Linked DNA regions of Homo sapiens: region 1 is linked to region 2. A link is an interaction called in ENCODE POLR2A ChIA-PET data of the cell type or tissue named here. Cell type or tissue: B cell. All regions are shown on one strand. Links, peaks and the distances in the headings refer to the core of each region. The heading gives the core; the rest is flanking DNA. Region 1 holds the start of CENATAC (centrosomal AT-AC splicing factor). Region 2 has its middle 14 kb from the start of DDX6.

Region 1 (14,915 bases), core at 560-8,559, 190 kb after region 2:
TTGCTGCAGCCTCAACCTCCCAGGCTCAAGCAATCCTCCTGCCTCAGCCCCCCAAGTAGCTGGGACTATAAGCACATGTCACCAGACCCAGCTAATTTTTGTTTTGTGTTTGGTTGTTTTTGAGATAAGAGTCTTGCTCTGCCACCCAGGCTGGAATGCAGTGGCGCAACAGGTTCAGTGCAACCCCCGCCTCCTGGGTTCAAGCAGTTCCCCTGCCTCAGCCTCTCGAGTAGCTGGGACTAGACACATGCCACCACACCAGGCTAATTTTTGTATTTTTAGTAGAGATGGGGTTTTGCCATGTTGGCCCAGCCTGGTCTTGAACTCCTGACCTGAGGTGATCTGCCTGCTTAGCCTCCCAAAGTGCTGGGATTACAGGCGTAAGCCACCGCGCCTGGCAGTACTTTTTTGTAGAGACAGGGTTTCGCCATGTTGGCCAGGCTGCTCTCAAACACCTGGGCGCAAGCCATCTGCCCACCTCGGTTTCCTAAACTACTGGGATTACAGGCATGAACCACTACACCCAGCCTCCAGGCTTTAACTTGGTGGTGTCATTCACTGGGAGGATGAAAATAGGGGATGTCCTGAAGAGGAAGATGTTGAGTTCCATTTGACACAAGCCGAATTCCGATGCCAGCTGACTACTTGGTGGTGGAGAACTTCAGTGAAGCAGTTTCATAAGCAAAACTGCTGAAGGCTTAGACGTTACTAGAAGTTGAAGCAGATAGTGGTGTAGACTACTCTGACCAGCTTTGGAACACATGAGGGAAGCATGCCTGGGTTGATCCAAAATTGGGGTTTGACAGAACGAGAGGTCTTGGAAGGTCAAGTGAAGTAAGAAGTTGCCTTGAGAGGGCAGCTGAACATTCCTGAGATCCAATGACGAAACTGAAGCAAGAGGATCTAAGACCTAGACCAGTGCTTCTCAAATTTGATCCCGCATCAGTATCCCCTGAAAAGCTCATAAAACCACAGCCGGCTGGGCCTCACCCTGAGTTCTTTTTTTTTTTTTGAGACGGAGTCTCACTCTGTCGCCCAGGCTAGAGTGCAGTGGTGCAATCTTGGCTCACTGCAACCTCCGCCTCTTGGGTTCAAGCGAGTCTCCTGCCTCAGTCTCCCGAGTAGCTAGGATTATGGGCACACGCCACCACATCTGGCTAATTTTTCTATTTTTAGTAGAGACGGGGTTTCACCATGTTAGCCAGGCTGGTCCTCAACTCCTGACCTCAGGTGATCCACCCTCCTCTGCTTCCCAAAGTGTTGGGATTACAGGCATGAGCCACCACGACAGGCCCTCACCCCAAGTTTCTGATTCAGTAGTTCTGGGTTGGGGCCCAAGAATGTGCGTTACTGACAAGTTCCCTGATGCTGATGCTATAGGCCCAGGGGGAATGGGGAAGCACACTTCGAAAACCCCTGGTGGAGAGTAAAGCATCAGCAGCAGGCAGACGTTGAATCATTTCCAGAGTGAATGGATGAAAAGAGGCGTCTTCTTCAGGAAGAGAGGTCTTCCTGTAGTCAAAGACTAGGCTGACGGTAAGGCCACATCGGATAACTTAAGGTGGTAGGCAGAGCCGAACTTCAGAGTCTGGATTCAGAGACGAAGCAATTTGGGGGGACAAGGTCGAGGACTGACCCTGCCAGGGGAATGATAGGAGATCAAGGAATTGGGTGTTACAAGGGTATTCAAAATGAATTATTTCTGGCAGAGGCTACAGTCTAGAGGACAGTTCCAACAGGAAGTGAAGATCTGAAGGGTTGGAAGTAGCTACGCCGGGCCTGAATTCTGTAGCGCTGACCGTGGGCAGGCCCTACAGACAGCAAGCAGTCCATCCACGTTAGTGCACCAGAACTAGCAACAAAATCTACGGGAAGTGTGCGATCCCTCAGCAACAACGCTGCACGCTGTGTAGCCTCCCTTACAGCTTTATAGGAACCACGGCGAGCACACCCTGTGGGGGCGATTGAGTTTAGTTCGTGGTCCCCTCCAGCAGGCATTCCCCTCCAACCGCCGTACTGATGAGTGACGGGGATCAGGTGCTGACCGCGCTACTTAACACCCGTGCAACCCTCCTCAAAGCTCCTTACCTCCTCATGCCTCAGGTTTCCCGCTTAAAAATGCGCTAATAGCAGTAATAGTAAACCACACAACCTCAGCGAGATGACACAGTGAGGTGGTTAACGTAAAGCTCTGGACACACAGTGCGCACCTATACATCAGTTATTAAGTGTCCTGTTGGCTACTACAGGTCCTGGCCAATGCTCAGAGTTGCGTGTGGCCTATGAGCCTCACGTTGCGGCGGGCGCGCGTCCCCGCACATCTGCAGGACGGCGCCATCCTCCTCCTTAACCCGCCCAGCTCTGGGATGTTGTTGCCTGGGCGGGACTAGAGGCCCGGGAGGAGTCTGCGCAGCCGCAGAAGGGCTTGCAGTGGCGCCTGCCGGGCGCTGAGGGCCGCGGGAGCCGCCGGGTTAGCCCCACCCCGAGGGGTCAGGGTCAGAGGCCGCCGGATGGCGTAGGATCGGCCGCTGGTGGTGGTGATACCGGGTACCCGGGCTATGGCGCCGGCGCAGCGCTGCCCTCTGTGCCGCCAGACCTTCTTCTGTGGTCGCGGGCACGTTTACAGCCGCAAGCACCAGCGGCAGCTGAAGGAGGCTTTGGAGAGGCTCCTGCCCCAGGTGCGGAGGCAAGGCTAGAGATGGGATGGGAGTGCGGGGCAGGTCAGTGAAGGCCAGAGCGGGTGTGATTTGGGGGTCCCCCTCGGGGTTCTACTTGGCCTCTCTGCGGCAGGTGGAGGCGGCCCGCAAGGCCATCCGCGCCGCTCAGGTGGAGCGCTATGTGCCCGAACACGAGCGATGCTGCTGGTGCCTGTGCTGCGGCTGTGAGGTGCGGGAACACCTGAGCCATGGAAACCTGACGGTGCTGTACGGGGGGCTGCTGGAGCATCTGGCCAGGTGAGAGCCGAGCTAGGAGCCTGCTCCAGCACAGACGCATACATATACGGGAGGAGGGTTTGGGGTGGGTGAGAAAAAGGACGCTTTTGTGATTTGATCAAGAAGGATGGATTGAGTCACTTCACAGGTTTTGCCAGCCTTGTTAGGGTAGGGGTCATATGCTGCCACGGTCCCAAGTGGTGCTGGTGGTCTGGCTGCGAGAGCCCGCTTGGTTACCGCCCCTAACCTCCCCTCAGATTCTCACAATTTTATGGGAAGAAGAGACACGAGATCTTGAAGAGATGGTAACAGTGTTCCTCTCTCAGCCGTGCCCCAGGCAGAAACCCAGATGTCAGTTTGCATTACAAACCTAATGCTTAATATCTGAGTAATATTTTATAATCTATAGCTGAGATTACTTATCCTCTCCATTTTCAGCCCAGAGCACAAGAAAGCAACCAACAAATTCTGGTGGGAGAACAAAGCTGAGGTCCAGATGAAAGAGAAGTTTCTGGTCACTCCCCAGGATTATGCGCGGTGAGTCACTGGTATGGAACGTGAAGTAGCAGAGTGAATTCTCTGGATCTTTGTCAGGTATGGGAGCTTACTCTATTAACTGGAAAGTTCAGGAGGGACTTACGAAGAATCTGCTGTCTTCATAGCACTTCTTATTCTAGGTACTATATTGGACACAAAAATGTGACAGTTCTTGAGGTTTAGTTGGGGGATAGGATTTAGCAAATAGAGAACAATACTAAAAGTTGACTGTTATCAACTACTTAAATATGAGGCACCGAGAATACTAACGTTAGAAGAGGCTGTTTATAGTTTGTAAGAAACTGCTGCTCAGCCAGTACCTACTTTTAATAGTTTTGGACTCTATTTTATTTTATCTTTTCTTTTGAGACAGAGTTTTGCTCTTTTCGCCCAGGCTGGAGTGCAATGGCACAATCTCAGCCCACTGCAATTTCAGCCTCCTGGATTCAAGTGATTCTCTTGCCTCAGCCTCCCAAGTAGCTGGGATTACAGGCGCAAACCACCACACCTGGCTAATTTTTGTTTTTACGTTTTTTTCTTTTTTTCTTTTTCTTTTTATTTTTCGCTCTGTTGCCCAGGCTGGAGTGCAGTGGCGCGATCTCCGCTCACTGCAAGCTCTGCCTCCTGGGTTCGCGCCATTCTCCTGCCTCAGACTCCTGAGTAGCTGGGACTACAGGCGCCTGCCACCACGCCCGGCTAATTTTTTGTATTTTTAGTAGAGACGGGGTTTCACCGTGTTAGCCAGGATGGTCTCGATCTCCTGACCTCCTGATCCGCCCACCTTGGCCTCCTAAAGTGCTGGGATTACAGGCGTGAGCCACCGCGCCCGGCCAATTTTTGTATTTTTAGTAGAGATGGGATTTCACCATGTTGGCCAAGTTGGTCACTAACTCCTGACTTGAGGTGACTCACCCGCCTTGGCCTCCCAAAGTGCTGGGGTTATAGACGTGAGCCACCATGCCTGGTCTCAATGATTTTCTTAATGGTATCTGGGAATTCATCTGCTGCCTCTTGGTTGGCAGAAGCTGCCCCTTCTGCTATTTTGACATATTTTAAGCCAACCTTCTTTCTAAAATTATCAAACCATCCTTTGCCGACATTAAATTATCCAGCTTTAGATCCTTCACCTTCCTTTCGCTTTAAGTTGTCATGTAATGATTTTGCTTTTTCTTGAATCCTATTAGAAGCTGTAGGTAGGACTTTCTAATAACAACCCTGTACCCACATAAAAGCTGTGTTTTCAATATGAAGATAAAAAGGTATTGTGCAAAGCATGCAGGGTTTTCATGCCTCCTGGCATAGGTGCAGTGATAGCTTCATGAATTTCCTTTTTTTTTTTTTTTTTTACAGTGTTCCTTAGGCTGGATTTAGTTATTTTTTTCTTTGCCTTTAAAAAAAAATTTTTTTTGTCCAGGCATGGTGGCTCATGTGAAGTCAGGAGTTTGAGACCAGCCTGGCCAACACGGCAAAACCCTGTCTCTACTAAAAATACAAAAATTAGCTGGGTGTGGTGGTGGGTGCCTATAATCCCAGATACTCAGGAGGTTGAGACAGGAGAATCGCTTGAACCTGGCGAGGCAGAGGTTGCAGTGAGCCGAGATCGCACCACTTCACTCCAGCCTGGGCAAAAGATCGAAACTCTGTCTCAAAAGGAAAAAAAAAATTCTTTTTTTTAAATTGAGATGGGGTTTTGCTATGTTGCCCAGGCTGGTCTCGAACTTCTGGGCTCAAGCAATCCGCCTGCCTCAGCCTTCCAAAGTGAGCCACCATGCTTACCCCTCACCCTTTTTTTTCCACATAGATTTTGTCAATGTGCATGGATTCATTTATCTTGAAATGCTGGGCAACTGCAGCTGTAGATCCTAATCTACAGTACATATCAAACAATTCAGCTTTTTCTTGTAATGTCATGACTTTTCTCTGCTTCTTTGGAGTGCTTCAGGCATCACTAGTGGCACCTCCTATAGGTCCCACGTTACTATTTGAGGTTAATGGTATGACATTACTGAAAAATATGCAGGAACCATGAGTGATCACTTTTACTGTAATATGCAATTTACTGGTGAGACAACTGCTTACAAGATGATCAGCATTACTGTGTTTTAAGCAGATACAACACTTGAGTTCACTGCAATAGGTGGCTACAAAATTGTGACAGTTGTAGTTTGGATTATAATTTTATACAGTTATGTAATATTGCATCTTTACATTTATTTTCATTTCTCTTGACCGCGAATGTCACCATGTACAGTCTGTGTTTCTGTGTGTAAGTTTTGATAAATTTTAACTTTTTTTTTTTGGAGAGGGAGTTTTGCTTTGTCACCCAGGGTGGAGTACAGTGGTGCGATCTCGGCTCACTGCAACCTCTGCCTCCCGGGTTCAAGCGATTCTCCCGTTTCAGCCTGGATTTGTGTATTTTATGGTAGTAAATCATAAAAGACTAGTATCTACATATATTTTATGCATTCATGACATACCTTTTTAATTTTTTCCATATTTCTAGGCTATGTGGTTCATCTGCAAGTTTTTTCAAATTGTTGCAAATCTCCAAAAAAATTTTCAAGTGAACTCGTGCAGTTCAAACTTGTGCTGTGCAAGAGTCAACTGTATTTGCTTATTTTCTCAAAAAGGAATGCCTAAAGGATAATCAAGAAACTAATGAAACTGCCAGATGTGGTGGTGCACACCTGTAGTCCTAGCTACTCAGGAGGCTGAGGTAAGAGGATAGCTTGAGCCCAGGAGTTTGAGGCCATCCTGGGCAGTGTATCAAGACCCCATCTCTAAAAAGAAATACGAATTTTTTTTTAGAGAAGTTAATGAAATTGATCACATGGCCATGCTCAGTGGCTGACACCTGTAATCCCAGCACTTTGGGAGGCCGAGGTGGGAGGATCATTTGAGGTCAGGAGTTCGAGACCAGCTTGGTCAACATGGTGAAACCCCATCCCTACTAAAAATACAAAAAATAGCTGGGCGTGTTGGTTTGTGCCTGTAATCCCAGCTACTCGGGAGGGTGAGGCAGGAAAATCGCTTGAGCCCAGGAGGCAGAGATTGTACTGAGCCAAGATCATGCCATTGCACTGCAGCCTGGGCAACAAGAGCAAAACTCTGTCTCAAAAAAAAAAAAAAAAAAAAAAAAGAAACTGATCACATATCAGTTAGTGTAACCAGTTGGTGTGACCCAGTTTGTGGGTCAGTAAAAATGTTTAGAGTTGATAGGAATAGAAAAAAGATTTTTTTTTTTTTTTTTGGACAGTCTCACTCTGTTGCCCAGGCTGGAGTGCAGTGGCACAATCTCAGCTCACTGCAACCTCCACCTCCCAGGTTCAAGCAGTTCTCCCATCTCAGCTTCCAGAGTAGGTGGAATTACAGGCTTGTGCCACTACGCCTGACTAATTTTTGTATTTTAGTAAAGATGGGGTTTCACCATGTTGGCCAGGCTGGTCTTGAACTCCTGACCTCAAGTGATCCACCTGACTCGGCTTCCCAAAGTGCTAGGATTACAGGCATGAGCCACCACACCCGGCCTAGAAACAAGATTTCTATGTATACTTTTAAAAATAAGCTGTTGGTTTTTTTTTTTTTTTCTGATGGTACATTTGGGAATTATACTGTAACAGGCATAAGAAGTAAGATTTCTCCCATGCGAAATTTTGTATTCAGAATCCAATAGAAATATTTCAGGTTTTTTTTCAAGATGGAGTCTCGCTCTGTTGTCCAGGCTGGAGGGCAGCTGCGTGATCTCGGCTCACTGCAACCTCCGCCTCACAGGTTCAAGCAATTCTCCTGCCTCAGCCTCCTGAGTAGCTGGTATTACAGGCATGCGCCACCATGCCTTGATAATTTTTTTTTTAATGGTGAAAAGATATACATATATTTAGAATTAGCCAACTGGACTCAGTTGAGATGATCCCTATTTTGTTGGCAACATCCAAAGCATTGTAATCAGGAGCCAGTCGAACATGTTCCTTCTCTCCATCAGGCCGAATCAGGGTGTTGACCTTGGCCACATCAGTGTCATAGAGCTTCTCTGGTGCTGTGGCTTAACATTCACAGTGAACACAAGTGCGTGTGTCTTCTGTCTTCTTCATGGAGACTCAGTGGTCAGAGGAAACTTGATGATGCATAGTGGTCAAGCTTGTTTCTCCTGGGGGTGCTCTTAAGATATTTGCACTGCCTCCGGAGTCGCAATGTCTTGGGCCGCCAGAAGGCTAGTGATACGCGGATCTTCTTTTTTTTGTGGCTGTGGACACCTTTCAACACTGCCTTCTTGGCCTTCAGAGCCTTGCTTTGGCTTTAGGAGGGGCAGGAGCTTCCTTCTTAGCTTTTGGTGCCATCTTGTGAAAAGGGGCTGATTTTTGTATTTTTCGTAGAGATAGGGTGTCACCATGTTGGCCAAACTGGTCTCGAACTCCTGACCTCAAATGATCTACCCACCTTGGCTTCCCAAAGTGCTGGGATTACAGGCGTGAGCCACTGCACCCGGCCAATAATTAGAAATATTTCTCTCTCTTTTTTTTTTTTTTTTTTGGGAGACAGAGTCTTGTTCTGTTGCCCAGGCTGGAGTGGCATGATCTTGGCTCACTGCAACCTCCACCTCCTGAGTTCAAGCGATTCTCCTGCCTCAGCCTTCCGAGTAGCTGGAACTACAGGTGCATGCCACCACACCTGGCTAATTTTTGTAATTGTAGTAGAGATGGGGTTTTACCATATTGGTCAGGCTGGTCTCGAACTCCCGACCTCAGGTGATCCGCCTGCCTTGGCCTCCCAAAGTGCTGGGATTATAGGCGTGAGCCACCGAGCCCGGCCCAAATTAGAAATATTTCTAATCAGATATTTCCATGGTTATAGATATTTGGTTGCTTGGTTCATATGCATAGAAACAGTTGTCATAACTGTAAAAAGCAGTACTTAGCAAGTATTTCTAAGTGATTGGAATAGCTTTCCTTTAATGTTACAATACTGCCTATTGATTTGGAAATTAGATCACGCTCTATGATGTTTCGATTTTACTCAAAGGCATCATGAGTACTCTGCTCATTCTTTCATTCTTTATAGTTTTCTAGTTGAGTTAGGAACTATTTTATCAGAAATCATTTTAGCATTATAATAAGGGTAGATGACATACCATAATGATTTTCAGATTTTTTTTTTTTGAGACAGAGTCTTGCTCTGTTGCCCAGGCTGGAGTGCAGTGGCACGATCTCAGCTTACTGCAACCTCCGCCTCCTGGGTTCAAGTGATTCTTCTGCCTCAGCCTCCCGAGTAGCTGGGACTATAGGCATGCGCCACCATGCCCAGCTAATTTTTGTATTTTTAGTAGAGATGGGGTTTCACCATATTGGCCATGCTGGTCTCGAACTCCTGACCTCATGATCCACCCACCTTGTCCTCCCAAAGTGCTGCAATTACAGGTGTGAGCCACTGGTCCCAGCCTGATTTTCAGATTTTTAATAAAAAGGGTATCTGGATTAGCTGGGCATATAGTCCTACCTACTCTGGAGGCTAGCCTATAGTCCTACTTACTCTGGAGGCTAAGGCAGGGGGATCACCTGAGCCTGAGGGATCACTTGAGCCCAGGAGGTTGAACCTGCAGTGAGCTGTGATCCCACCACTACACTCCAGCTGGGCAGCATAGCAAGAATGTCTCTTTAAAAAAAAAAAGGCAATTCAGTTGCAGTGGCTCATGACTGTAATTCCAGCACTTTTGGAGGCTGAGACAGAGGATCATTTGAGCCCAGGAGTTTAAGACCAGCCTGAACAACATAGTGAAACCCCATCTCTAAAAAAAAAAAATTATATTAGCCAAGCATGGTGACATTTGCCTGTAGTGCTAGCTACTGGGGAGGCTGAGGCAGGAGGATTGCTTAAGCTCACAAGGTTGAGGCAGGAGTGAGCTGTGATCACACCACTGCACTCTAGCCTGGGCAACAGAGCAAAATACCCTGTCTCAAAAACAGCAAGAAAAAAAAAGCCAATACCTGGAAACTTTGAACAGGGTGAAAAGAAGAAAACACGGAGGAGTCTGCTAAAGCACAAAACTTCTCTCTGGTCCTCAAATAAATAAAAATTTTTGGCCGGGCACGATGGCTCATGCCTGTAATCCCAGCACTTTGGGAGGCCAAGGCCAGCAGATCACGAGGTCAGGAGATCGAGACCATCCTGGCTAACACGGTGAAACCCCGTCTCTACTAAATATACAAAAAATTACCCAGACGAGGTGGTGGGTGTGTGTAGTCCCAGCTACTTGGGAGGCTGAGGCAGGAGAATGGCGTGAACCCAGGAGGTGGAGCTTGCAGTGAGCCGAGATCATGCCACTGCACTCCAGCCTGGCGACATAGAGTGAGACCCCGTCTCAAAAAAAAAAAAAATTTTTTTTTTTTACAATTCCACATTGTCATTTTCTTTTCCTCTGGTCTCAAACTCCTGGTCTCAGGCAATCCTCCCACCTCAGCCTCCCAAAGTGCTGGGACTACAGACAAGCCACTGTGCCCAGCCAGCTGCCTAGAAATTTCTGGACTTCAACCACACTGTAATTTTTTTTTTTTAATCAGTTTCTTCTATTTCCTTGAACTCAGTTTCCAGGAACTTCTGGTTTGGAAATTAGAGACCTGCCTTCCAGGTTAGTCTACAGAAAGTCTAGTTGTGTTCCACTGTGTCTTCATTGTCCTGCACACTCATGTGATACACTCAGGTGTTGTGGATTATGAGACCCAGAGAGAAACTTCCTGGTGATAATCGCACAAAGTATAGGAAAGAAACCTGGCAGTCTGTACAGTCCATTATTATTATGTGCTTAGTCCATTTGGTTAAATAATTTGAGATGCTTTTTTTTTTTTTTTTTTGAGATGGGGTCTTGCTCTGTCACCCAGACTGGAGTGCAGCGGTACAATCATGGCTCACTGCAGCCTCAAACTCCTGAGGGCTCAAGCAATCCTCCTGCCTTGGCCTTCAGAGTAGGCAGGATTTTTTTTTTTTTTTTTTTTTTTTTTTTTTGAGATGGAATCTTGCTCTGTCGCCAGGCTGGAGTACAGTGGCGTGATCTCAGTTGACTGCAACCTCTGCCTCCCAGGTTCAAGCGATTCTCTTGAGTAGCTGGGACTACAGGCACAGGCCACCACACCCAACCTTTTTTTTTTTTTTTGAGATGGAGTCTTGTTCTGTCACCCAAGCTGGAGTGCAGTGGTACGATCTCGGCTCACTGCAAGCTCCGCCTCCTGGGTTCACGCCATTCTCCTGCCTCAGCCTCCCTGAGTAGCTGGGACTACAGGCGCCCGCCACCATGCCTGGCTAATTTTTTGTATTTTTAGTAGAGACGGGGTTTCACCTTGTTAGCCAGGATGGTCTTGATCTCCTGACCTCGTGATCCGCCTGCCTCGGCCTCCCAAAGTCTGGGATTACAGGCGTAAGCCACCATGCCCGGCCTAATTTTTGTATTTTTAGTAGAGATGGGGTTTCACCGTGTTGGCCAGGATGGTCTCGATCTCTTGACCTCGTGATCCACCCGCCTCGGCCTCCCAAAGTACTGGGATTACAGGCGTGAGCCACTGCGCCTGGCTTAGTCCACCTATTTCTAATGTGACTGGGTCATTCATCAACCTCTGTGATATGGTTTAGCTGTGTCCCCACCCAAATTTTTTTGACTGTAGCTCCCATAATTCCCACGTTGTGGGAGGGACCCAGTGGGAGATAACTGAATCATGGGGGCGTTTTCCCCCATGCTGTTCTCATGGTAATAAGTCTCACATGATCTGATGATTTTATAAGGGGTTTCCCCTTTCACTTGGTTTTCATTCTCTCTGGCCTGCCACCATGAGACATGCCTTTCACCTTCTGCTGTGATTATAAGGCCTCCCCGGCCACATGGAACTGTGTGAGTCTATTAAACCTCTTTTTCTTTGTAAATTACCCAGTCTTGGGTATGTCTTTATCAACAGTGTGAAAATGGACTAAGACACCCTGTCAACATCATCTCTCTGCTCCAGTGCTGCATCTTCAGGAGCCCAGGTTCCAGATAAATGAACTGTAGTGGCAGCCAGTGGCCAGGAGATACCGGCAACCTAAATATAGTTTTCTTTTCGTTTCTTTTTTTTGGAGAGAGTCTCGCTCTGTCACCCAGGCTGGAGTGCAATGACATGATCTTGGCTCACTGCAACCTCCGCCTCCCAGGTTCAAGTGATTCTCCTGCCTCAGCCTGCTAAGTAGGTGGGATTACAGGCACGTGCCACCACGCCCGGCTCATTTTTGTACTTTCAATAGAGATGGGGTTTCAGCATGTTGGTCAGGCTGGTCTCAAACTCCTGACCTCATGATCCGCCCACCTCGGCCTCCCAAAGTGCTGGGATTACAGATGTGAACCACCTAATCTGGCCTTTTTATTTATTTATTTATTTATTTTGAGATGGAGTCTTGCTCTGTTGTCCAAGCTGGAGTGCCATGATACAATGACAGCTCACTACAGCCTCAACCTCCCAGGCTCAAGCAATCCTCCCACCCCAGCCTTCCAAGTATCTAGGGCTATAAGTGTGCACCATCACACCTGGCTATTTCTGTATTTTTTGTAGAGACAGGGTCACTATGTTGCCTGAGCTGGTCTCAAACTCCTGGGCTCAAGCAGTCCTTCCACTTTGGCATCCCAAAGTGTTGAGATTACAGGCATGAGCCACTGTGCCCAGCCTAATTTTTACTTTTGAACCTTGTAAATTGTCAAACATACACACACAAGGCAATTCCAAGGTTTGGTTGATTTGACTGGTAAAGATAGGAGGAGGCACTTTTAGATTTAGATGGTTTCTTACATAGACAGTGAAAAGAAAAGGAAGACCAAAGAGCCAGCTTCTCAGGTCCTTGTTTCATACACCAAAAAGGACAACACTGAAACAAAAAGGACTGGATGACCCCAGTGTGAGTTGTGGGATATTCTGTTGCTGGGGAATCAAATCTAGACTGTAGTAGCTAAGTGGCTTTTTTGTTGTTTTTAAATTTTACTTATTGAAGGGGTGGCCTGCCCCTCCACACCTGTGGGTATTTCTAGTCGGGTGGGATGAGAGACGGAGAAAAGAAATAAGACACAGAGACAAAGTATAAAGAAACAACGGTGGGTCCAGGGGACTGGTGCTCAGCACACCAAGGACCTGCACCGGCACCGGCCTCTGAGTTCCCTCAGTTTTTATTGATTATTATTTTTCATTATTTCAGCAAAAAGGAATGTAGTAGGACAGCAGGGTGATAATAAGGAGAAGGTCAACAAATTACATGTGAGCAAAAGAATGTATATCACGATTAAGTTCAAGGGAAAGTACTATGCCTGGACGTGCACGTAGGCCAGACTTATGTTTCTCTCCACCCAAACATCTCAGTGGAGTAAAGACTACAAGGCAGTATCACTGTAAACATGTCTCGCCTCCCGCCACAGGGCAGCTTTTCTCCCATCTCAGAGTTGAACAAATGTACAATCGGGTTTTAAGCCGAGACATTCAGTTCCCAGGGGCAAGCAGGAGATAGTGGCCTTCCTCCATCTCACCTGCAAGAGGCTTTCCTCTTTTACTAATCCACCTCAGCACAGACCCTTTACAGGTGTCGGGCTGGGAGACAGTCAGGTCTTTCTCATCCCACGAGGCCATATTTCAGACTATCACATGGAGAGAAACCTTGGACAATACCCCGCTTTCAAGGGCAGAGGTCCCTGCGGCTTTCCACAGTGCATTGTGCCCCTGGTTTATTGAGACTAGAGAATGGCAATGACCTTTACCAGATGTACTGCTTGTAAGTATTTTGTTAACAAGGCACGTCCTACACAGCCCTAGGTCCCTTAAACCTTGATTTTATACAACACATGTTTTTGTGAGCTCCAAGTTGGGTCAAAGTGGCTGGGTCAAAGTGGCTGGGACAAAGCTACAAATCAACAACATCTCAGCAAAGCAACTGTTTAAAGTACAGGTCTTTTTCAAAATGGAGTCTCTTATGTCTTTCCTTCCTACATAGACACAGTGACAGTCTGATCTTTCTTTCTTTTCCCTACAACTTATTATTATTTTTGAGACAGAGTCTTGCTCTGTCACTGGCCTGGAGTGCAGTGGCCCGATCTCGGCTCACTGCAACCTCCACCTCCGAGGTTCAAGCAATTCTCGTCTCAGCCTCCCAAGTAGCTGGGATTACAGGCACCTGCCACCACATCTGGCTAATTTTTTGTGTTTTTGTAGAGACAGGGTTTCACTATGTTGGCCAGGCTGGTCTTGAACTCCTGGCCTCTTGATCCACCCGTCTCGGCCTCCCAAAGTGCTGGGATTACAGGCGTGGGCCACACCGCGCCTGGCTTAAATGATTTTTTAAAACTAAGTGGCTTAATATTCTGCAATTTTAATCTGAGAGGGGTGGAACAGAAAGCCCCATACCTCATCAGAACCTGGGAGTTGATGAGAAACCATTTGATGACAACCTCCTAGGGGAGATGGGGAGGGAAGTGGGAGATGGCCTCATAGCAGCTTCTGGCAGACCTTCCACCCTCGTGTTCCAGGAGGATTAAACAAGCCTTTCAGCCACAATTCGGTAAGGTGTGGCTCAAGCCATTGTCTCCTTGGATATATTCAAGGCTCTCAGGGAACACTGTTGATAGTGGTATTGGTATTATACTGAAACTTTGTGTTGAGAACCAGGGTTTTGAGAACCAGGGTTTTCACTATGGCAAAAGGAAGATACAAGTAAGGAATGGAGGCATTTGAATAGGGAGGTGACAGTACAAATTACTGATTTAAGGCCAGGCATAGTGGCTGATGCCTGTAATCCCAGTTCTTTGGGAGGCCAAGGCAGGAGAATTGCTTGAGCCCAGGAGTTCGAGACCAGCATGGGTGACATGGCAAAACCCTGTTTCTACAAAAAACACAAAAATTAGCCAGGCATAGTGGTGCTGTCCTGTAGTCCTACCTACTCAGGAAGCTAAGGCAGGAGGATCTCTTGAGCCTGGGAGCCTCTTGAGCAGAGGTTGCAGCGAGCTGAGGTTGTGCCACTGCACTCCAGCCTAGGCAACAGAGCGAGCCCGTCTCAAAAAAAAGACAAAGAAATTTAGGACAGTATGCAAGATTTGGCCTGGATTCTTCTGAGGATGTGAAGTAATGGAAACAGTAAGACTGTTCCAGACTAGGGGAAGACTAGAGACCTAATAGCTGGATTCCATGTGATCTTTTGTTGGACTTTGGGATTGGAGGTGAGAGTAGAGAAGGCATAATGCACGTTTTTGAGACGAGGGAAATGTGAATATAGCCTGTATGCCTACACTCAAGTCTGAAGACATGTAAACCATGTCTATACTAACCAGCCAAATATTTGAACACTAAAAGGAAGAATTTTCTTAATGTGGTAATGGTATCATGGTTGTATAGAATGTTCCTCCTCTTGGGAGATGTGTGTTGAAAATAGGGTTTGACGTCTAAACCTATTTTGTTTTGG
Region 2 (15,810 bases), core at 4,840-12,839:
CTTGAGGCCAGGAGTTCAAGGTCAGCCGGGGCAACATATTGACATCCCGCCTCTACAAAAAATAAGCTGGGCAGGGTGGCGTGCACCTATTGTCCTAGCTATTCAGGAGGCTGAAGTAGGAGAATTGCTTGAGCCCAGGAGTTCAAGGCTGCAGTGAGTTATGATTGTGCTACTGCACTCCAGCCTGGGCGACAGACAGAAATTCTGTCTGTACAAAAAATGAAACAATAAAGTGGATAAGATGGGGATAATAGGACCTAGAGTGTCATGAGGGTAAGTGAATGAAATAAATCACTTATTTTAGTAGTTGGCAAATGGCACTCAAAAAAATTAGTTGGTGTTGCTATTGTTATTTTGTTGACTTTTGTCTGAACCTCTTCTTATTCTATCAGATTACAGCCTGAGGTTGGCCAATTCAATTCTATTTCCCTAGCCTCTATTGTCTCTCAGCTCTTCAGCTTTGTGCCCTACCAACCTTAATAAACAGGTGCCACACTCTAATTTCACAGCCTCTGCTCCAGGAATGTTGATGCTGGAGAGAGCCCTGTAACCAGGCTGATTGGTTCAACAATAAATTCTTGCTTCTGAACCTCAGCTGAGCCCTTTCTGCTGCTCCACAAACCCTTTACTGCTGGTTCTCAATTGTGGATGCTCATTAGAGTCAACAGAGGCGCTTATGAAACCACTAGTGCCTGGGCCCCATCCCAGGAGAATTAAATCAGAATCCTTGGGGCTGGGGTCCAGCGTCATTTTTTTGTGTGTGTTAAGGCTCCCTGGATGATCCTAATGTCCAGCCAGGAATGAGAACCACTTAATTGTTCTTCAAGGACAATTATTTCCTACTACAGCATTCCACATCTTTTCTTCTATCCATAAGCTTACCTTCAAATCAAATAGAAGCTTCATAAACTTCCCACCTTCATAAATCCACAGAAGCTTCATAAACTTTCCACCTCCCTCCCTGACAAACTTCATTTTGTTCCTTTCTTGGAAGATAGAGCATCACACCTCCTATGTAAGGCTAATCTATCCTTTTTTAAAATAAAATATTCCATTGATTACCTCCTTTCCTTTATATTTTTAATATTATTAAATGTTTCTCTCTCTGTTGCTTCTTCCTCTCAACCTGGATTTGTTCCCAAGTTTTTCTCCATTCTAAACAACAAACAAAAACAATCTTCCCTCACTCTGGTTCCAGGTTGAATGAGAGAAGAGGGAAGAACAAGTATTCACTGAAGGGCTCCCAGGGACAGGCGCTATGTTAGGTGACATCCGTTGCAAAATCTTGGCCATTCTTGCTCTGGGATATCACTTCCATCTCTGCTTCTCCATGATTACTGCCACTGTCTCAACCCAGGGTTTTTTTCTTTTGCTTAGACTATTTACTGGACTTCCTGCTTCAACCTCTTTTCCTCTCTAACCCATCCTGTACAGTAATGCCAGAGTAGTCTTCCCAGTCAGATCACTATTCTGTTGAAGAGTCTTTCATAATTCTCCATTAACTACTGGATAACATTTCGATCCCTCATCTCTCTTCAGAATAAGTAGGAGGCCCTTGGGACCTCCTTGCCCCAAACCCCATGAGTGATCTGACCTTCTGATCATTGCTGGGATAAGACAGGTCTTGTGATATTTTTATCTTTGAATTTCTTGGTTCTTCTCATAATTTGTTTCAGCTTAAATGTTACCTCCTCCTAGTTGCCTTCCCTGATGATATTAAAGTAGTGCCCCTCTCCCTCACTCTGTACCCCATTAAATGATCTGAAATTATTTTGTTTACATGTTGATTGCCTATGCCCTCCCCAACAGCAAGCCCAACTCAAATCCACTTCTACCATTGAGCTTTGCTGATTCATCCCAGTGCTCCTTGTGCTCCCATCACTTTGAGCTTGCTCATTGCTAAGGTGATAAAATCAGATTTCTTCAGAACACACTGGGATTTTCTAGGGTAATTATTATTAGTGCTCCTGTTTATCCTCAGAACTATCCCAATTGGGACAATAAATTATATAATCACTGGATTTATAGTCTTGTGTCATACCCATTTGTAAAGATGTGTTATTTCTAAGCTCACTGAGGACAGGAACAAAGTCATGTTCATCTTTCTTTCTTTTTTTTTTTTTTTTTTTTTTTTTTGAGACAAGGTCTTGCTCTGTTGCCCAGGCTGGAATGCAGTGGCACAATCACGGCTCACTGCAGCCTCAATCTCTGGGACTGAAGCTATCCTCTCACCCCAACTTGCCAAGTAGCTGGAACCACAGGCAGGCACCACCATGCCTGGCTAATTTTTAAATTTTATTTTATTTTAATTAATTAATTATTATTATTTTTTGAGACAGAGTCTCGCTCTGTCGCCCAGGCTGGAGTGCAGTGGCATGATCTTGGCTCACTGCAACCTCTGCCTCCTGAGTTCAAGCAATTCTTCTGCCTTACCCTCCCAAGTAGCTAGGACTACAGGCGCGTGCCACCATGCCCAGCTAATTTTTGTATTTTTTGTTTTAAATTTATTTATTTTTTGAGACGGAGTCTCACTTCTTCACCCAGGCTGGAGTGCAATGGCACGATCTTGGCTCACTGCAACCTCCGCCTTCTGGGTTCAAGCAATTCTCCTGCCTCAGCCTCCCCAGTAGCTGGGATTACAGGTATGTGCCACCATGCCTGGCTAATTTTTGTCGGTATTTTTAGTAGAGACAGGGTTTCACTTTGTTGGCCAGGCTGGTCTGGAACTCCTGACCTCAAGTGATCCACCCGCCTCGGGCTCGGCCTCCCAAAGTGCTGGGATTATAGGCGTGAGCCACCACGCCAGGCTATTTTATTTTTTTGAGATGGAGTTTCACTCTTGTTGCCCAGGCTGGAATGCAATGGCTCGATCTCAGCTCACTGCAACCTCCACCTCCCGGTTTCAAGTGATTCTCCTGCCTTAGCCTCCCAAGTAGCTGGGATTACAGGTGTTTACCACCACACCTGGCAAATTTTTGTATTTTTAGTAGAGATGGGGTTTCACCATGTTGACCAGGCTGGTCTTAAACTTCTGACCTCAAGTAATTCGCTCGCCTCAGCCTCCCAAAGTGCTGGGATTATAGGTATGAGCCACTGTGCCGGCCTTATTTTAAAGAGACAGGGGCTCCCTAGGTTGCTCAGGCTGGTCTCAAACTCCTGGACTGAAACAATCCTCCCACCTGAAGTGCTGGGATTATAGGCCCGAGCTACCCTGCCCAGCCTGTGTTCATCTTTCTTTCACCAATAACATCTAGTAAGGTATTTTGTATACATATATTAGAAGCTCAGGAATCTATTGAATGGGATTGGATAATTGATTAAAATAAGACAATGTATGTGGAGAGACTAGCACGATATCTAATACATGGTAAATGTGTTAAATTCTTTTTTCCCAAACGTGGTATGTGCTAAAAATTAAAATAAATAAATAGATAATGTTAAGTTGTTTTTTTTTTTTTTGGAAACAGATTCTGTCTCTTTCACCCAGGTTGGAGTGCAGGGGCCCTTTTTTGGTTCACTGCGAGCTCCGCTTCCCAGGTTCACGCTATTCTCCTGCCTCAGCCTCCCGAGTAGCTGGGACTACAGGCGCCCGCCACCGCGCCCGGATAATTTTTTTTTTTATATTTTTGATAGAGACAGGGTTTCCCCGTGTTAGACAGGATGGTCTCGATCTCCTGACCTCGTGATCCACCCGCCTCGGCCTCCCAAAGTGCCGGGATTACAGGCGTGAGCCACCGTGTCCCGCCTTTTTTTTTTAAGACAAAGTATCACTTTGCCATCCAGGCTGGAGTGCACTGGCATGATCATGGCTCACTCCAGCCTCAATCTCCTGGGCTCAAGCAATTCCTCTTGCCTTAGTCTCCTGAGTAGCTGGGACTACAGGTGCATGTCACCACATGCAGCTAATTTCTTTATTTTTTTGTACAGACGATGGTCTTGCTATGTTGCCCAGGCTGATCTCAAACTCCTGGGCTCAAGCAATCCTCCCACCTTGGCCTCCCAAAATGCTGGGATTACAGGTGCAAGCCACCATGCCCAGCCTTGAAGTTTAATAAATCTTACTTTCCCTTCCCTCAGATGGGTCCAGGTGTCATATCTCTCAAGACCTTTGTTTACCAACTACTCTACACAGTTTAGTACCCAAGTATGTACCAGCTTGTTTGCCTTTATTGAGCTTTTTGTGATGTTGTTTCTTTTACCACATCAGAAGCTTTCATGTATCATATCTTATAATTATCAATTCCAGATAGCAGAACTAGTTCTTTCTTGTAAATTGGTTGATATTGAGATGTTCAATATCTATTGGCTGGTTAATTTGCAGGAAGGAGAGAAATGATGACAAAGATACCAGGTTAGGTGCCCACAGTCAGTGGCACAAGCGTAAAGGATCATGTTCCCTGTTTGAAGATGCATGTATATGCGTTCTAGCAAGCAAAAGTTGGAGCTTCTAATATATCCTCTCAACGTTTTCAGTAACTAAAAAGATACAGATTCAAGTGATCAAGTAATCTTTACACAAGAGTATAATGCCGCTTGGAAGTAAGGGAAGAATGAAAAATATGCTTAGTGTAGAGATCTGACTATGGAATAGTAAGACTGGGGTTTGAATTCCTAAATTATTTACAAATAACTTCCCTATGCCTGTTCTCTCATCTGTTTAATGGGGATGGTACATCTGCCTCTGGGGAGCTTGTAAGAAGAGTAAATATGAAATATATATATATATATATATATATATTTTTTTTTTTTTTTTTTTTTTTGAGACAGAGTCTCACTCTGTCGCCCAGGCTGGAGTGCAGTGGTGCAATCTCAGCTCACTGCAACCTCCCTCACCCGGGTTCAAGTGATTCTCCTGCCTTAGCCTCCAGAGTAGCTGGGATTACAAGTGTGCACCACCACACCTGGCTAATTTTTGTATTTTTTAGTAGAGACAGGGTTTCACCATGTTGGCCAGGCTGGTCTTGAACTCCCGACCTCAAGTGATCCGCCTGCCTCGGCCTCCCAAAATGCTGGGATTATGGGCGTGAGCCACCACTCCTGGCCTTAAATGATAAATATTAATAGTTTACATAAAATGCTCAGCATAGGGACTGGCTCATTACAAGCCCCAATCAGCAATAGCTGTTTTTATAATAGGCAGTCTGAGCCACTACAAAACCTGGATGTGAAAGGTGAAGCTAGCTAAGATCATTAAGTTCTCAAATTTTAAGTTAAATCTTGTTTCTAATGCCAAGGACAAACTATAATTCTTTACTTGTTCGATTGATTCTTTTGTTCATTCACTTATTATTCATTCATTTATTCCATACCAGGTACACAATAAATGCTTATTAAATGCTATTGAGTGAATAATAGTAAGTAACTTGGGGGAAAATAGAGCTTTTTTTTTTTTTTTTTTTTTTTTTAAGACAGTCTCCCTCTGTTGCCCAGGCTGGAGTGAAGTGGTGAGATCTTGGCTCACTGCAACCTCCACCTCCTGGGTTCAAGTGATTCCCCTGCCTCTGCCTCCTGAGTAGCTGGGATTATAGGCTTGCACCACCACGCCCGGCTAATTTTTGTATTTTTAGTATAGATGGGGTTTCACCATGTTGGTCAGGCTGGTCTCCAACTCCTGACCTCGTGATCTGCCCGCCTCGGCCTCCCAAAGGGCTGGGATTACAGGCATGAGCCACCGCTCCTGTCCAAGAGCTTTTTAAGGATATGCCCTCAGTGATATCTGTCAATGAGTGTAAAATACCCCGTGACCAGGACCAGGACACCATGCTGGATGCTGAAGGTTCAAATCCAGCTGTGTCACCTATTGGGAACCCAGCCAGGGATGTGCAGCATTCATTCCTTCAAGCTATCTAACCTATTACCTACTCAAGGCAGATGACTGCCTCATATTTAATGGAAAAATCAAGGTCATAGTGCTGAATGTTCCTCAATTTCCCTTCTCCTCTAGACCCGTCTTCCACTGAATCTGGTCTTAACCTCATTCCCTGATATCTCTTCCCTCCAGTACCCAAGAGCAGAGTTAATCACTTCCCAGTCATCTGTGCCACCATCGTGCAAATTTCTATTACTGCAAAGTAGCAGAGTTGATTTGGTTGTAGGTTTGCCTTCCACAAGAACTGAGTCTGTCTATGTCTTATTCTTCTTTGTGTGTCCAGCACCTCACATATGGCCTGGCATTTAGTAGGTGCTCAGTAAATGCTTACTGAAGGGGCTTTTGAGTTTTTGTTTTGTTTCATTTTTGAGACAGGGCCTCACTGTGGCTCAAGCTGGAGTGTAGTGGTGCGATCTTGGCTCGCTGCAGCTTCTGCCTACCAGGTTGAAGCGATTCTTGTGCCTCAGCCTCCTGAGTAACTGGGACTACAGGCCCTCACCAACAGGCCCAGCTAATTTTTGTATTTTTTGGTAGAGGCGGGGTTTCACCATATTGGCCAGGTTGATCTCCAACTCCTGACCTCAAATGATCCACCCTGCTCAGCCTCCCAAAGTGCTGGGATTACAGGCATGAGTCGCCGCACCTGGCTAGAAAGAGCTTTTGAATCAACTACTTCCCTTTAGTCTCCTCTTCAAAAATAAACTTTCCAAAAGACCTACACACTACCTCAATTTCCACTTCCTTATCCTAGATCTCTGTACATCTAATCTATCACCAAGCCCTATGAATTCAACCTCTAAAATATTTTCTGAATATGTCCACTCCTTGTTGCCCCATTGCCTCCACCTTCATCCAGACAGATATCTTTCATTGGCCTGTTTACTGCTGTAGTCTCCTAACTAGGGCTCCCTATTTATTCTCGTGTTAGCCCCCATCTATTCTGCGCACAGCCTTAGTGATTATTTTAATGTAAATGAAAGTATCATTACTCTGCATTTTCAGTTGCTTCCCAATGAGCTGAGGATACACTCCACATTCCCTGCTCTGGTCTACAAGGACCTACACAATCTGAATTCTACCAATCCCTCCCTCTTCAACTCATGCCATGCCCTAGTTGCTCATTCGGCTCCAGCCATGCTGGCCCTTAGAGGTTCGGATCAGCTCAACTCTTTCCCACTTCACAACCTTTGAATTTACTGTTTCCTCTATCTGGAGCACTCCTCCCCTCTCCTCACACAGCTGCTGCTTCTTATTCTTTTTTTTTTTTTTTTTTTTTTTAGATGGAGTTTCACTCGCCCAGGCTAGAATGCAGTGGCACGATCTCGGCTCACTGCAACCTCCGCCTCCTGGGTTCAAACAATTCTCCAGCCTCAACCTCCCGAGTAGCTGGGATTACAGGCACCCGCCACCATGCCCGACTAATTTTTGTATTTTTAGTAGAGACAGGGTTTCACCATGTTGGCCAGGCTGGTCTCGAACTCCTGACCTCAGGTGATCCGCCCGCCTCAGCCTCCCAAAGTGCTGGGATTACAGGCGTGAGCCACCGTGCCTGGCCAGAACTGGCTTCTTAAAACAAATTTATCAGCCAATTTATCCAAACTTCATGGATTGGCACACAAGATGTCTTCTTCCAATCCTAATTCCTTCCTCCCTGTCTCTCTTGGCACCCTCTTTCCCCTCCCTCTTTCATGCCTCACCTTTACAGAAATTCAGTTCAGTTTAATAACTATTAACTGGACATCCACTGTGTTCCAGGCACTGTACTTGACTATGGGGGAGAAAATATGAATGAAAACAGATAGCTGACTTCAAGGAATTTATATTCTATTAGTAGCAAAGGTAGATAGACATATGAACAAATATAACACAATGTTCCATTCCATAATGAAGATATATACTAAGGCTAGAAGAAGTACTGAGGAAAAAGTAATTAATTCTGCAAGGGTACAATGGCATGATGCTTCAGAGAAGGTTTCAAGATGAAATTCTGAGGATTTTGAAAGTTGGGTAGGAAATGGTCAGGTGGATCAAGGACGGAAAAACATTACTGGCCGAGTCAACAACAGGTTGACTAGGATCTGGAGTGAAGTCCCGCAAGTAGCTTTAGTGTGTATGTGTGTGTTGGGGAGAGAAGTGGTGATACCTGAGGCTGGAGAGGCATCAGGAGTCACTATATCAACAGCCTCTGTTTTGGGCTATGAAGTTTGGACATTATCTTATAGGTGAGGGGAACCATTAAAGATTTCGAAGCAGCAGCAGGATGACTTAATGGGACTTTAAGGACTATTACTCTGACAACCAAATAGAGATAGATTAAGAAGGGCCAAGCATATCAGTGAGGAGGTCCCTCATCATCTCTCAGACTATGATGGAAAATGGCTCCTAACTGATCTCTTTGGCCATCTAATCCATCCTCTACCCAGCAAGAAGAGAAAGAAGGAGAGAGAGCAGAATTCACTGAGCAGATAAGTTAAATGACAGGACCTGGGGATAGGTTGGATTTGGGGAGGAAGAAGATGGAAAGAATGATGTCTAGGTTACTAGGTCTGTGTACTTGATGAGGTTGGAGGCAATAGCAACTGTCAGAGTCTAAGAGAAAGAGCAGGTTTCATGGCGGGCATGGTAAATAATGCTTTCAGAGATGCATAAGTTGAATACTGAATCTGGGGTGCCTCTAGGGAACCTACCTGGCAATATGGGACTGGAGGTAGGAGAGAGGTCAGAGGTGGAGATAGGGAAGGTACCTTCTGCATAGAGATGGCAGTTAGAACCACAGGAGTAGACATGATCTCTCAGGGAAAGGTGGGTAAAGCTGGGAAGGGGGAGAAAGGATGAGCTCAGGAAAGAGCAACACCAGGTGGAGTCAGACAGTGGAACAGGATTTGGCAAGGTGGCTGTGAAGGGAGAGACAGGCAGAGGACAGGAAAAGAGTGGTGTTCCAGCAGCCAGAAGGAGAGGGGACTTCAGGAAGAAGGAGTGGTTGGGAATTTTAAGGAAGTAAGACGAGGGCCAAAAACTACTGTTGGTTTTGGCAACTGGAAAGTCATTGCTAACCTTGGCAAGAGCATTTCCAGTATAGCACCGGGGCAGAAGACAGATTTTAGTACGGTAATTGATATTGATAATAATACCTAATGTTTATTGACTGCTTGTTATGTACCAGGTGTGCGCTGTTTTATATGAATGATCTTATTTAATCCTCACAACAACCCTCCAAAGTGAGGCAGGCACAGTTATCTCTCTCTTTAGGGGGAGGGAAACAGGCTTAATCGTAAGAATCAGTTGGGGTATAAACCCAGGTCTGTCTGTCAAGAAACTCCATACTCCACTTGATCTTAGCCAAAAGGCCAAGAGGCAATACAAACTCCATACTCTTCATGACTCTTCTTTATCCTTTCTTTCAAGTGAATGGAAGGTGAGGAAGTGGGGACACAGTCTTTTAAGAATCTTGGCTGAGGTGGGGAGCAGTGGCTCACACCTGTAATCCTAGCATTTTGGGAGACCAAGGCTGGTGGATCACCTGAGGTCAGGAGTTTGAGACCAAGCTGGGTAGCATGGTGAAACCCCGTCTCTATTAAAAATACAAAAATTCGGCCGGGAGTGGTGGCTCAGGCCTGCAATCCCAGCACTTTGGGAAGCCGAGGCAGGCAGATCCCGATGTCAGGAGTCCAGGACTAGCCTGGCCGACATAGTGAACCCCCGTCTCTACTGAAAATACAAAAATTAGCCAGGAGTGGTGTCCCGCGCCTGTAGTCTCAGCTACTTGGGAGGCTTAGACAGGAGAATTGCTTGAGTCCGGGAGGCGGAGATTACAGTGAGCTGAGACCATGCCCTTGTACCCCAGTTCTGGGTGGCAGAGTGAGCTCCTGTCTCAAAAAAAAAAAAAAAAGCCAGGGGCGGTGGCTCATGCCTGTAATCCCAGCACTTTGGGAGGCCAAGGTGGGCAGATCACCTGAGGTCAAGAGTTCGAGACCAGCCTGGCCAACACGGCGGAACCCCATCTCTACTAAAAATACAAAAATTAGCCAGGCATGGTGGCAGGTGCCTGTAATCCCAGCTACTCAGGAGGCTGAGGTAGGAGAATCGCTTGAACCCAGGAGGCGGAGGTTGCAGTGAGCCAAGATCGTGCCATTGCACTCCAGCCCGGGGGACAAGAGCAAGACTTCATCTCAAAAACAAAAAAAAAATAAAAGCAGGATTCTTCATCATATTAGAATTTCAGATAAATGAAGAAGAAAAAAGAAAAAAATCATTCTGCTATAAAAACACATGCGCATGAATGTTCATTGCAGCACTATTCACAATAGCAAAGACATGTAATCAAACTAAATGCCCATTAATGATGGATTGGATAAAGAAGATGTGGCACATATGTACCATGGAATATTATGCAGCCATAAAAAATGAGATCATGTCTTTTGTGGGAACATAACTGGACTGGAGCTGGAGGCTATCATCCTTAGCAAATTAAGACAGGAACAGAGCCCCAGATATCACATGCTCTCACTTTTAAGTGGGAGCTAAATGATAAGAACTTATGAACACAAAGAAGGGAACAACAGACACTGGGGCCTACTTGAGAGTGGAGGGTGGGAGGAGGGAGAGGAGCAGAAGAGATCACTATTGGCTACTGGGCTTAATACCTGGGTGATGCAATAATATGTACAACAAACACTCATGACACATGTTTACCTACGTAACAAACCTTCACATATACCCCCAAACCAAAAATAAAAGTTAAAAAAAAAGTGTAGACATATATGCATACTCCTTAGCTCTATGCACCAAGACAGTTTGGAAATGGTCATACTCTAATAGCAGTTAACACCCCTAGTCCCAAATCTTGGTCTCTAAATACCGTTCTCCACTAAAAGAAACCAGGGATCCTTGGAGAAATGATTGATTTCAGGGCTGAGACAAGGAAAGTACAAGATGAACTCAGACCATCTTGCTGTGGCAGAAAGTAAAGAAGTGCTTAAAGAATGACAGAGATATGTCAACAGGATGTCAAAGGGGCTTGAAGGGGGCTCCCCTAACCAACTCTGAGCATCAAAATAAATAATGACAGTAAAAGGTCATAATCTATCAAATGAAGTGGGAATCCACATGTTCATACTGATAAGAATAAAAGAATACATAAACAAATGAGAACATCTTTCTTTACAGCAGAATAACAACTAATAAATTTAGAAGGAACAATGAAATTGAAAAAACCACTATTAGGCAAACTTCATAGTAATAATTCATTCAGCAAAAAAAAAAAACTAAAAATAGTGAGGAAAACTATGATAAGGAACAGGATATGTACCTCAAAGAAGTACCTTTCCACAAAACACTTACTAATTACAAAGGGCAAAAGAGTAACTTTACAGTGGAAAGACCTAGCAGACACCACCTTAATCCAGGTCAAAGTTAACATTCTGGTGAGGTTTGGATTAAAAACAAATCAAATATGCAAACAAAATAAACGATTGTATCAAATTTTTTTTAAAAAGAGAACAAAGTTAACATTCTCAATAATGGTACAAATTGAAATCAGGTACCACCAGATGGGAGGCAATAACACAGTATCACTTCTGTCCTATTCCTGCCAAAAAAAAAGAAACACTGAGAAATTGTTCCAGATTGAAAGAAACATGAGCCAGGTGTGCAGTGGCTCACGCTTGTAATCCCAGCACTTTGGGAGGCTGAGGCGGGCAGATCACCTGAGGTCAGGAGTTTGAGACCAGCCTGGCCAACGTGGCAAAACCCCGTCTCTACTAAAAATAAAAAAAATAGCTGCGTGCGGTGGCAGGTACCTGTAGTCCCAACTATTTGGAAGGCTGAGACAGGAGAATCGCTTGTACCCAGGCTGTGGAGGTTGCAGTGAGCTGAGATCTCGCCACTGCACTCTGGCCTGGGTGACAGAGCAAGACTCCATCTCAATTAAAAAAAAGAGAGAGAAAAGAAAAGAAAGAAAGAAACATGAAAACAAATGCAATGCATGGTCCTGGAAGAGACCCTTTTAATATAAAGGACAGTATTAGGGCCGGGCATGGCAGCTCACACCTGTAACCTAGCACTTTAGGAGGCTGAGGGAGGAGGATTGCTTGAGCCCAAGAGTTCAAGACCAGCCTGGGCAATATAGGGACCTATCTCTATGAAAAACTTTTTTAAAAATTTGCCAGGCATGGTTGTGCACATCTGTACTCCTAGCTACTCAGGAGGCTGAGGCAGGAGGATCCCTTGGGAAGAACAGTTCCAGACTATGCTATGATGGCACCACTGCACTCCAGTCTGGGCAATAGAGTGAGACCCTGTCTGAAAAAAAAAGGGGGGGTAGGGGGGACAGTAGTGGGACAATTAGAGAAATCTGATCTGGGCCTGTGGGTTAGATGGCTGTCATATACTTGTTTGAGTGTGTACTCATGTTGGGAGGATGGGCATTGTGTTGGAAATTTAATCTTGGATGGTTCAGAAAAAAAGTTCTTGAAATTTTTTTTAAATTTAAAATTCTTTCAGCATAAAATGAAAAATAAAATTTTAAAATCTATCAGTAATTCCTCTGATAAATAAGATAAGCTATTGAATTAATGGAACAAAAACAGTACACATAAAGAGAAACTTTCATAAACAAGAAAGAGCTCTTGGAAATTAAAAATATGATAGAAAATTTGTTTAAGTGTTCAACAGAAAATGTACAAAGTAAAATTGAAGAAATCTTAGAGATAAAAGACAAACATAGAAAACAGAGGAGGATGGCCGGGTGCGGTAACTCATACCTGTAATTCTGGCACTTTGGGAGGCCAAGGCAGGAGGATCACTTGAGCCCAGGAGTTCAAGACCAGCCTTGGCAACACAGTGAGTCCATGTCTCTACAAAAAATTTAAAAATTAGCTGGGTGCGGTGGCAGTCACCTATAGTCCCAGGTACTAGGGGTTTAGGGGAGCTGAGGTGGGAGGGATCGCTTGAGCCCTTGAGTCAAGGCTGCAGTGAGCTATGATTGTACCACTGCACTCTAGCCTGGGCAACAGAGCTGAGACCCTGTCTCAAAAACAAACAAACAAAAAGAAAATGGAGGAGGAAAACACAAAATACAAGCTCCAAGGCAATTAGATTAGGCCAGGAGATCCAGCATCTAACTAATGGGTGTTCAAAAGAAAAACAACATAGAAATCAGAAGGGAAGAAATCATCAAGCAAGTAATAAAGACTAATCCCCATATTGAAGGATACGAATCGCTAGATTGAAACGTCCCATCTAGTGCCAGCACAGTCAATGAAAACAGACCCACAGCAAGGCACATCATCAAGAAATATCAGAAAATCAAAGACAAAGAGAAGAGGTCTCAGAAAGGGAAAACCTAAACTAAACAAAAACAGGCCACATAGAAGAGCTTAGGAATCAAAATGACTTTAGACCTATTAACAGCCACACTGACACCGGAAGGCAATGAAGGAGTGCCTTGAAGATTCAGAAGGAAAATTCTGTACAACCTAGAATCCTAAATAGAGCCAAACTTTTGTATGAAGTATGAAAGCAAACACACATATTTTCAAGCATGCAAGGTCTCCAAAAATTTATTTCTCATCTATATTTTATTCAGGAAGCTACTGGGGGATATGTGTCACCAAAATAAGGACATAAGCCAAGAAGGAGGAAAATATGGGATGAGGCGATACAATGGGAGAAAAAGGTAAAGGGGATCTCTAGAAGGTGATGAGGAGAGGTCAGAAGACAGCTCTGCACCAGGAGTAGTAGCAAATGACAGAAACCGAATGCAAACTAGTTTAAGCAAAATAAAAATATTGGCTTGGCATGATGGCTCACGCCTATAATCCCAGCACTTTGAGCGGCCAAGGTGGGTGGATCACTTGGCGCCAGGAGTTCGAGACCAGCCTGGTCAACATGGCTGATACGGTTTGGCTGTGTCCCCACCCAGAATCTCTTCTTGAATTGTAATCCCTATAATCCCCACGTGTCAAAGGCAGGACCAGTTGGAGGTAATTAGATCACGGGGCAGTTTCCCCATGCTATTCTCATGATAGTGAGTCTCATGAGATCTGATGGTTTTATAAGCATCTGACATTTCCCCTGCTTGCACTCACTCCATCCTGCCGCCCTGTGAAGGAGGTGCCTGCTCCTCCTTTGCCTGCCATGATTGTAAGTTTCCTGAGGCCTCCCAAGCAATGTGGAACTGTGAGTCAATTAAACCTCTTTCCTTTATAAAGGGTATTTCTTCACAGCAATGTGAGAACGGAATAATACAATGGTGGAACCCCGTCTCTACTAAAAATACAAAGATTAGACAGGCATGGTGGCACACACCTGTGATCCCAGCTTCTCGGGAGGCTGAGGCATGAGAATGGCTTGAACCTGGGAGTGGAGGTTACAGTGAGCCAAGATAGCGCCACCGCACTTCAGCCTGGGTGACAGAGTGAGACTGTGTCTCAAAAAATATATATATTTAAAATATATATATATATATATATATATATACAAAATGTTGATATGTGTGGTGGGGTAGGTGAAGGAGTTTGTGCAAACTGAAAAGTCCAAGATTCAGGTTTTCAAATGCTGTTGTCAAGTTTGTCTCTCTTTCGGCTGTTTTCCTGTATTTAGGCTCTTTGTGTGGCAGCAAGAGGGACTCTGGAAGCTCAGGTTTACCTGCTAGTTTATGCATAAGATAACAACAGGGCCAGGTATGGTGGCTCGCACCTATAATCCCAACACTTTGGGAGGCTGAGGCAGGAGGATTGCTTGAGCTCAGGAGTTCCAGACCAGCCTGTGCAACATGGTGAGACCCCCATCTCTACCAAAACTACAAAAAATTTTAAAAATTAGCCAGGTAAGGTGGCCTGTGCCTGTAGTCCCAGCTACTAGGGAGGCTGACGTGGGAGGATCCCTTGAGCCCAGGAGGTTAGAGGCTAGCATTGAGCTGTGATCATGCCACTGGAGGACTCTAGCCTGGTCAATAGAGCACGAGCCTGTCTCAAAAAATACAGAAAGAAAAACAAAAGCATCATGATAACGTCACGATAACACTTTCCTGATGACGCTCATGAAACTCCCAGGGCAGATTCTAACAGGCCCAGCTTGGGTCATGTGTCCATCCCACAACCAATCATTGGTAAGGGAGATGGAATATTCTGATTGGCCAGGCAAGGTCAAGTCCCCAGCCCCAGGGCTATGATCCAAAGACAATGATATCACCTGCAAAGGTCTGATGAGCACTTTGTAATTGGTAAAGTGTGCAAATGTAACAATTATCACCTGTCCATAGCAGATTAGACCGTATATTAGAAGGAAAGAGAGTCTGTATTAAGTAAGCTCTACCCTTACAGCAAAGAGAAGTAGAAGTGGATAACAGGGAGACTGACAGGAAAAACTATACAAATTCCACATAGAAGTGCAGCATTCTGGGACATTTGCTGTAGAAAAAAATGGTTCTACAAACTTTATTATATAACATTGTTATCACCATGATCTATTTAGAAAAGGTTTGGGGGTTTTTTGTTTTGGTTTTGGGTTTTTTTGGTTGTTTTTGTTTGTTTGTTTGTTTTGAGACAGGGTCGCACTGTGTCACGCAGGCTGAAGTGCAATGGTGCAGTCACGGCTCATTGCAGCCTCAACCTACCTGGGCTCAAGCAATCCTCCCACCTCAGCGTCCCGGGTAGCTCTGACTACAGGTATGTGCCGCAACATCCAGCTAGTTTTTAATTTTTTTGTGGAGACTGAGTCTTGCTATGTTGCCCAGACTGGTTTCAAGCTCCTGAGTTCAAGTGATCCTCCAACCTCAGCCTCCCAAAGTGCTGGGATTACAGGTGTGAGGCGGAAAAGTGTAATATACATTTTAAAATTCATGTCTGGAGAAGTCATCCTTGTCTGTGTGTTTAACTTGTCTATCCAGAATGACTTTTTCCAAAGTTGCCAGGTAGCTGGTGATTTAATAGGGACCCTGT

The links. ChIA-PET counts read pairs that join two places held together with the same protein. Peaks named below come from ENCODE experiments on the same cell type or tissue, not always from the same donor. Only the 100,000 strongest peaks of a DNase experiment are listed, where the experiment ranks them.
Region 1: POLR2A ChIA-PET joins it to region 2 with 7 read pairs; 17 of 35 experiments call an interaction of 5 or more read pairs at or near these places.

Annotation. Positions count from the first base shown.
Region 1 is chr11:118,995,640-119,010,554 of GRCh38, forward strand. CENATAC (centrosomal AT-AC splicing factor) reads left to right here and starts at 2,499. Exons shown (of 11, transcript NM_198489.3): 1 at 2,499-2,678; 2 at 2,791-2,954; 3 at 3,372-3,470. The coding sequence starts at 2,559. It overlaps CENATAC-DT (CENATAC divergent transcript), which reads right to left and starts at 2,363. Exons shown (of 2, transcript NR_186355.1): 1 at 2,089-2,363; 2 at 1,162-1,637. It also overlaps the pseudogene RPL23AP64. RefSeq lists enhancers at 1,675-1,764, 1,942-2,467, 2,468-2,993, 2,864-4,063, 2,994-3,519 and 1 more and a silencer at 2,355-2,544. In B cell, for the core only: a CTCF peak has its summit at 1,456; DNase peaks (open chromatin) are centred at 1,422, 1,732 and 2,422; H3K4me3 peaks cover 2,269 bases; H3K27ac peaks cover 2,778 bases.
Region 2 is chr11:118,797,713-118,813,522 of GRCh38, forward strand. No RefSeq gene overlaps it. Among named protein-coding and RNA genes, the nearest start is that of DDX6, 14 kb to the left of the region's middle. RefSeq lists a silencer at 1,348-1,642. In B cell, for the core only: no CTCF peak of the experiment used is centred there; no DNase peak of the experiment used is centred there; H3K27ac peaks cover 1,610 bases.